3 separate regions of the Homo sapiens genome follow, and regions 1 and 3 are each linked to region 2. The links are chromatin contacts, found by Hi-C or POLR2A ChIA-PET in ENCODE. All regions are on one chromosome and are shown on one strand. The core of a region is the stretch at or near the end of the contact, and the rest is flanking DNA. Distances in the headings are between cores, read along the strand shown. Region 1 overlaps TULP4 (TUB like protein 4). Region 2 has its middle 42 kb from the start of TMEM181. Region 3 has its middle 22 kb from the start of TULP4.

Region 1 (2,700 bases), core at 145-2,644, 160 kb before region 2:
CCATTAGATGAGTAGGAAGAGAGCTGTGCTTTCTGCTGTTGTTTTTACTGGCTGGTGAAGCTATACCTTTGCTCTGATGTTATACCCAGAAAGGGAATCGTCTCCTGAAACTTGAAGTGTTCCTCTGATGCCGAGGCCTGGCCTTCCCTGAGGGATTGCCCCAAGGTCCCTACACCAGTGCTGGCCCAGGCTTGCCCTCTCCAGTCACTCTGGTTTGTTGTCAGGCAGAGAATTTTCACTTTCATCTTTGCTGCTGACTTCGCCCTCTCACCTCTTAATTTTTTTTCTTTGTAAAATTTAGGACCTTAGTTACGTGTCGTATTGAGAAAGCATAGATGACTGAAGATCCATCAGGCTTGGAGTCTTCATTACATACTTAGTAAGGAGGTGAGGTTGGGTGTGACGCTCATTCTTCTGGACCCAGTGTCCTCTTCTGTGAGCAAAGGATTGTGGTTGTGTCTGCCCTGACACATAGGAGTGCTCTGTGGGTTAACTCAGAACAGAAGTGGGACTCTGAACATTTTAAAGCAGCACACACATTAGTTGTTTTTAATGTTACTAATCCAGAGAAGACCTTTCAACCTTTCAGGACTTTTCATGCTTCTCAAGATCGGTTTCTCAGAATGTTCTCTGCAAAACCATGCAGGGGTGCAAGTGGAAGGAGGGAGAGAGTCCTTGGACCTGAGAACCTCTGAGATTTACAGACTTTGTTAAGATAATGAAACAGCTCTGTGAACTATTCTTAGAGAAAAGTGATTCTGTGTGTAAATTTTAAGTGTACTTGGTGATATTATGCTCAGAATACTCTATTCTCACCCTACTGAGGTATTTTATTTATTTAAACAAACCCATCAGTCCTTGTGGTATATTTACTTAGCACTTTATTTAATTGAATTGCTTCATTTGGGAAAACTTACCGACTCATATGGATTTATGCCTTGTTTGGGGCAGTTAGCCCTTGAGGGTGAAGTATTTCTCAGTGTCACTGTGCATAACAGAGATATTAATAATAAATGAATTTGTTAGTTCTTGCAGTAAAACAAGTATCCTCTATAGGCTGGTTACATCCCACATCTATTTAGCATTGGTATAAAAAGACATATGAGAAACGGTTCTGCACTCAAAGAGCTCTTACTTGAGGGCCAGAGACATGCTTGTAAGGCAGTAATGTACAAATCATGGAAAACTCTAGTGTGATAACTTAGCAGAAAATGCTTGTTTTGATGATATCAGAGAACCCATTTCAAAAGCAGTAACATTTGATTTGAGTCTTGATAGGTAACGAGGTTTCCTGACTAAAGAACAGGAGACAAGTGCTGTCTGCCCAGGGTATTTGTAGAGGGTGTGAGAAGACCAGCAGCTGGTGGTGGGTGGGGCTGGAGGGCTGAGATTAGAGACAGGCTGGGCCACACCGGGCAGCATGTGCCAATCTAAGCCGTTTCAGCTTTCTCCTGGGCAGTGGTCAGCCATGTACATTACATGCATGCTTCCCTTCACTACATGTTCTTTTATATTGAATAAGGAGGAATGTGTAATACATTAAGATAGCCTTCATAGGAAGATTCTGCCCCTAATTTGTTGTTTATGTGACTTTCTATGCCAGCCACCCTCCCCTCTTCCTCTTACCTAGAAAAGAAATGGGTGTCCACTTCGTTTACAGTGGTCTCTACTGATGGAATTTGGGAGAAACACCCCCTTTTGAAAGGAAAAAAAAATCGTTCTTTGCCAATTACTGCTGTGTACCTTCCTGGTTATATTCTCAAAGGAAACTAATGTCATCTTGTATTAGGGTACTCTAGAGGGACAGAATTAATAGGACAGATGTATGTTAAAGGAGAGTTTATTAAGGAGTATTAACTCACACGATCACAAGGTGGGGTCTCACAGTAGGCCATCTGCAAGCTAAGGAGCAAGGAAGCCAGTCTGAGTCCCAAAGCTGAAGAACTTGGAGTATGATGTTTGAGGGCAGGAAGCGTCCAGCACGGGAGAAAGATGGAGGCTTGGAGGCTAAGCCAGTCTAATCTCTCCACGTTCTTCTGCCTGCTTTTTATTCTGGTCACGATGGCAGTTGATTAGATGGTGCCCACCCGGATTGAGGGTGGGTCTGCCTCTCCGAGTCCACTGACTCAAATGTTAATCTCCTTTGGCAGCACCCTCACAGACACACCCAGGAACAATAGTTTATATCCTTCAGTCCAATCAAGTTGACATTGAATATTAACCATCACACAACTGAAGCTGGTAAATTAAAAAAATTTAAAACTCCCAGAATTTATCTTCTCTTCCCAGTTGAATAGGCCTTGGTACGAATTTTAGACGGCTTCTTTGACAGACTTTTCTGTGGGCCTGTCCCTGTGGACTGGCTTTCTGTCTGTTCTGCTCTTGCCCATTCACTTATTCATATCCTTTGTAACTCTGAAGGGCATCTGCCCTTGACTCTGGCCTTGGGGGACTTGGTGAATGTAGGGCCCATCTGGGCTAAGGGTCAGAGTTAAGTCTTCTGATGTTGGTAAAATAAGACAGTTGAAGCCTTCCCCCCTTCCCTTTTATGCCTCCAAAAAAAAAAACCAAACAAACAAACAAGGAAAAAAAAAAAGTGAGGCTAGAGTAACTATAAATAACACAAATTAACAGATTTCATGCCAGCACAATGTGCCTGTTGGCCAAGAAGCAGCACTTCTTATAGCTCCTGTATGGCTC
Region 2 (2,700 bases), core at 144-2,643:
AGCAGGTTCGCAAACCACAGTATAGCTTGTTCTGACAGCAGGAAGACCCCACAAGCCCTTCTCAGGGAAGGTGACGGGGTTCAGGACACACACCCCAGAATGTGGCACCTTGGCATTTGAGAAAACAGCAGAAGCAGGAAGTTCACTCTCACCTTCCCCACATCCCCTGGCCCCTGCAGCAGGCCCAAGACCCTTGTTCCACAGGTGCCCTCCCTGCCCCCAGAGGAGAGGAATGTCTCCATCTCTGAAGACACAGGGGTACAGAGAAGAACCTGCACAAACGGGCACTGCGGAGTCCCCCAGCTTATTCCCAAGGGATCACACCCCTTTGTCCCACTGTCCCTCACACCTGTCGACTTCTTCATCAGACTTAGCAGCGTAAAAATACACAGGTGTCGGCCAGACACAGTGGCTCACGCCTGAAATCCCAGCACTTTGGGAGGCCGAGGTGGGCGGATCACTTGAGGTCAGGAGTTTGACACCAGCCTGGCCAACATGGTGAAACCCCATCTCTACTAAAAATACAAAAATTAGCTGTAATCCCAGCTACTCAGGAGGCTGAGGCAGGAGAATCGCTGGAACCCGGGAGGCAGAGGTTGCAGTGAGCTGAGATCGTCCCACTGCACTCCAGCCTGGGCAACAGAGTGAGACTCCATCTCAAAACAGACAAACAAAAAAACAGGTGTCTGTGTCTTTGGGTCCTCATTTCTGAAGGTTCCCATGTCATGTAAAACTTGCATCACTTAACAATGAGAGATGTCCTGAGAAATGTGTCACTAGGCTGTTTTGTCACTGTGGGAACCTCACAGAGTGCACTTACACAGACCTAGAGGCATGACCTGCGGCACACTTGGTCTCTGTGGGGCCGCTGATTGCTTCCGGACTGCAAACCCGCACAGCATGTCACTGTGTTGAACACTGCAGGCAACTGAAACACAATGGGAGGTATTTTTGTATCTAAACATAGAAAAGGGACAACTAAAATCCAGTGTTATAGTCATACGGGATCACCATTGCATATTCAGTCTGTTGTTGACTGAAGCATCTTTATGAGGTGCATGGCTGTATTAAATAAAATTTGTATGGTTTTCTCTTGTTAATGGGGGCCCTGGTCATGACCCTAGTGATGGATGAGGAAAAGAAATGTTTCCTCCCCTGCAAAGGTTTGGTCCCAGTTAAAAGATGGGGAAATCTCAGATAGAAAATCGTAAGTGACTTTCCTCTCATCCAGGCAGTGTGTGTTGAAAAAGAGTCAGGAGCAAATCTCAGAGCCATGAGGCCGCAGCCCCTCTTTGAGAATCGCTCCTTGAAGCATCCTGAACCACAGAGAACAAGCGCCGGCTCCCCAGGGAGCAGAAGCCAGCACCTCAGATAGAAGCCTCCCCTCCAGGGAAATGAGTCACAGACGAGCCCGGGTGAGGCTGCGCGGCTGCGCCTGCCCCGACCTTTGCTTTTAACTTCCTTTCTCCTTTGCAGTCACCTTCCCATGAGGGAGATGATACTCCGAAGATGGGTTCATTTTGTCCAGACTTTGTCCAGGTTCCCGAAGATGATCTGGAGGATCATTTTATTGTATGTTTATGGAAATAAACAAAACCAGTGCCAGTGAGCCTCGCAATAGAAGGTGGTGAGTATAAAATGTAAACGGCACCCTGATCAGCACTCAGCCTTCTTCGTGTTCACACTGAAACTATCCAGCCTGCCAGGTCCTTGCTGCTGGGTAAACAGCATCTCCCCAATTCCCCGTGCAGTGCTCTCTGTTGTTTGGGCTCCGTCCCCTCTGGTGCCCTCTTCAGGAGAACAATACTTTCAGCTGAAGGTTATAAATTGGCAAACAAGTGGAGTGGTGTGTTGGTAAATAGCTAACAACCAGCTCTCCAGAAACACACAAACTTGGAATGAATAAATATACCTTACATGAGCATTATAAATTGTATTGCTATATAGGATGTGTAGTACACAATTACAATAACAAAATACACAATATTTTTCTTATAACTCCATATAGCCAGACTTAATAGCTAATGCTTTTGTTGATTTTTGCCAAATGTTTGTCTTGCAGCCAACCTAAGATTGTAATTGGTAAACAAATGTAGCCTCAACATGAATGTTGGTTATTTTCATTTACATTTTTGAGCAAGACAAAAGTGAAACAACGAAAATGTGTCTTCAGTGAAACACCATAAACATATGTTAGAACTTTACTCATACATTAATGACATAAGCCATTTCTTTGCTAAATGGGATAATAGTTTTTGAAGATCAGATCTCGATTCTTTTGTGCTGTTTACAATGTGATGGTGCAGATATGACACATTTTTAATTTAAATTGCATTATGAACACTGCCTTCATCACATTCTTAAGTCTAGAGCCTAGACTAAAACAATGAAATGAAATCAACCCTGATTTGTGGCTTTTGCTGATTTCCATGGTATAAATATTCCCACCAGACTCACTGAAGGAGGAGTTGGAAAGAGATGTGCCTTAAGTAGCAATTTAATTTTATATAATGACTGTATTTAAAAATTGGCTCTCAAGATTCCTGGAAATGTCACCCTCAGCTGTCACGAGGCAGGGAGAGCCGCCTGCAGCACCTCCCGGCTGTGTGTGGTGTGTGCTGGGGGGCAGCATAAGCCCAGACTCTGATTGGAGGGCTACACAGCATTGCTGAGTCTAGGCAGGCTGAGGCACTCAGCTAG
Region 3 (2,700 bases), core at 56-2,555, 230 kb before region 2:
ATAACCTCTTAGAACTAGTTGTGGCTATTATCACTTTTTAAATATTCTGATTGAGTTTGTGTAATACTGCTGTAGGCTATTCCTGAATGTTTGGTAGAACTCGTTTGTAAACTATATGGCCTGATTTCTTTGTGGGATGATTTTAAACTACAGATTCATTTTCTTTAGTGGTTATAGAACAATTTAGACTGTCTTTCTTCTTGAGGTAGTTTTGTTAAATTGTGTTTCTTAGGAATTTACTCATTTCATATGTTATCTAATTTTATAACATTAAGTTGTTCATGGTATTATTTTATCTTAAGTTTCATGGTGTCTGTAGTTAGTTGTAGCCCTCTTTTCATTGTCAGTATTTATTTGTGCTGCTCTGTCTTTATCTATCTTGCCAGAGCTTTGTGTCTTTGATTACATTTTGCAAAGAATCAGTGTTTGGCTTTGTTTAGCTTGTCTAATTTTTTTTTCTTTTTATTTATTTAATTTCTGTTTTTACTATCTTCTTCCTTTACTCTCTTTTGGTTTATGCTGTACTTTTCTAACTTCTTTAAGTTGAATGTTTAGCCCCTTAATTTATAACATGTTTTCTTTTCTAACATAAGTTTTATAACATTTTATAACAGTTTCTTCTTTTATAACATAAGTTGTTGTTGTTGTTTTGTTTTGTTTTGTTTTTTGAGACAGCGTCTCATTTTGTGGTCCAGGCTGGAGTACGGTGGTGCAATCATGGCTTACTTCAGCCTTGACCTCCTGGGCTCAAGTGATCCTCCTACTTCAGCCTTCTGAGAAGCTGGGACCACAGGCATGTGCCACCATGCCTGGCTGATTTTTTAATTTTTTGTAGAGACGGGGTCTCACTGTGTTGCCCAGGATGGTCTTGAACTCCTAGGTTCAAGCAGTCCTCCCACCCTGGCCTCCTAAAGTGTTGGGATTGCACATGTAATCCACCATGCCCAGACTAACATAAGCATTTAAGGCAATGAATTTTCTTTCAAAATACCACCTTTGCTATAGCCAAGAAGTGTTTTGTTTTGTTTTGAGACAGGGTCTCACCCTGTCACTGGAGTGTAGTGGCGTGATTAATGGCTCACTGCAGCCCCCACCTCCTAGACTTAAGCCATCCTCCCACCTCAGTCTCTTGTGTAGCTGGGACCATAGGCGCATGCCACCATGCTGGCTAATTTTAAAATTTTTTGTAGAAACGGGGTCCCACTGTGTTGCCCTGGCTGATCTCGATCTCCTGGGCTCAAGCATCCACATCAGCATTTGTTATTTTCTGACTCTTTTAGTAATAGCCATTTTAACTGGGGTGAGAAGACATCTGCTTGTGGTTTTGATTTGCATTTCCCTGATGATAGTGATGTGGAGCACTTTTTCATGTACCTGCTCTCCATTTGTTGTCTCCTTTTGAGAAATGTCTTTTCAGATCCTTTGCCCATTTTCAAATCAGAATGTCTTTTGCTGTTGAGTTCCTTATATATTCTAGTTGTTAATCCTTTGTTGGATGAATAATTTTGCAAATGTTTTCTCCCATTCTGTGGATTATGTCTACTTCGTTGATTGTTTCCTTTGCTGTGCAGAAGCTTTGTACATTTTCATTTATTTTTCCTTTTGTATTGTTTTTCTCTTTCTAGGGGATTGATTTTGGTCTCCCCTGCTCCCACCTCCCTTCTGTTTTTACCCCTCCAGTGATTTAGAAGTTTTATACTTTATTTCTAGTTTTTTAGTGATTGCCCTTTAAATTTTACCATGCTTACCTAAGATAATTAAGTATAAGGTTGAGTATTTTAACTATCCTTCTAAAACAATATAAAGGCCTTAGAGTACTTTTGGCTCTGGTCATCCTTGTTTGATCAAATTGTCTTTTTTTTATTTTTTAGTTTTCTACCTTCCCCCCCACATTTGTCATAGACACAGTCTAGTGGTTAAGCACATAAACTAGAAACTGAAACCGGCAGCCTGGTGTGACACCCAGCTCTGCTGCCTACCGGATAGTGTCGGGCAAGCATTTAACCTGCCTGTGCCTCAATTTCCTCACCTATAAAATGTGGACAACAAAAGGATCTTTCTCATAAGGCTAAGGCTTTTCAATGAGAAATATAGTACCTATAAAGCATTAAGAGCTATACCTAGAAGTTGATAAGTACTGTGTATTAATATGAGTCTGCTGTTTCTGCTTTATTGTTCTGTTTTGAACAGACATTGTTTAATTTTACCTACATATTTAACAATTTCTTTTTTCGTTGTTTCTTAGACCTTCCTTCTGAGACATTTTCCTTCTACCTGAAGAATATTGTTTAGATGTTATATTGCGAGGTCAGTTGGCCTTAAATTTCAGCTGTTATTCTTTTGAAATGGTCTTCTTATTTCACTCTAATTCTTAAAAGACAATCTTTCTGGGAATATAATTGTGTTTTCTTTGAGTGCTTTGAAGATACTATTTCATTGATTTTGGCAGCCAGTGCCGCTGTTGAGATGTCTCTGTCATCTAATTGTCATTCTTTTGTAAGCACCTGTCTTTTCCTTTTGGCTACTTCTGAACTCTTCTCTTGGTGTTTTTATTGTGCACTTTTACTAAAGTGTGCCCAGGTGTGGATTTCTTCTTTATTTCTCCTGCGTGGCATATATTGTGCTGCTTCTTGTGTCTGTGCATTTTTTTTTATCAGTTTTGGCAAATTCTCAGTTGTTATGTCTTCAGATATTTCTTTT

What was found. Hi-C counts contacts between places; a loop is a spot of excess contacts on that map. ChIA-PET counts read pairs that join two places held with the same protein, here RNA polymerase II (POLR2A). Pooled maps may share reads with other maps.
Region 1: a map with no recorded cell type shows a loop between it and region 2 (7-fold over the local background). The contact joins two enhancer-like sites. A Hi-C loop is called at or near these places in 6 of 37 single-sample maps with no recorded cell type and 8 of 50 pooled maps. POLR2A ChIA-PET finds 5 or more read pairs at or near these places in 2 of 52 experiments (WTC11 and naive thymus-derived CD4-positive, alpha-beta T cell).
Region 3: a map with no recorded cell type shows a loop between it and region 2 (7-fold over the local background). The contact joins two enhancer-like sites. A Hi-C loop is called at or near these places in 6 of 37 single-sample maps with no recorded cell type and 13 of 50 pooled maps.

What each region holds. Positions count from the first base shown.
Region 1 is chr6:158,357,542-158,360,241 of GRCh38, forward strand. All of the region lies in intron 1 of TULP4 (TUB like protein 4), which reads left to right. Among named protein-coding and RNA genes, the nearest start is that of SNORA116, 36 kb to the left of the region's middle. RefSeq lists an enhancer at 137-386. Within about 2 kb of position 1,395, at least 6 of the 41 ENCODE cell types and tissues checked have a DNase peak (open chromatin) inside an H3K27ac peak, as active enhancers do.
Region 2 is chr6:158,516,943-158,519,642 of GRCh38, forward strand. No RefSeq gene overlaps it. Among named protein-coding and RNA genes, the nearest start is that of TMEM181, 42 kb to the right of the region's middle. Within about 2 kb of position 1,394, at least 11 of the 41 ENCODE cell types and tissues checked have a DNase peak (open chromatin) inside an H3K27ac peak, as active enhancers do.
Region 3 is chr6:158,288,931-158,291,630 of GRCh38, forward strand. It overlaps a transcript of TULP4 not described here. Among named protein-coding and RNA genes, the nearest start is that of TULP4, 22 kb to the right of the region's middle. RefSeq lists a silencer at 1,985-2,034. Within about 2 kb of position 1,306, at least 7 of the 41 ENCODE cell types and tissues checked have a DNase peak (open chromatin) inside an H3K27ac peak, as active enhancers do.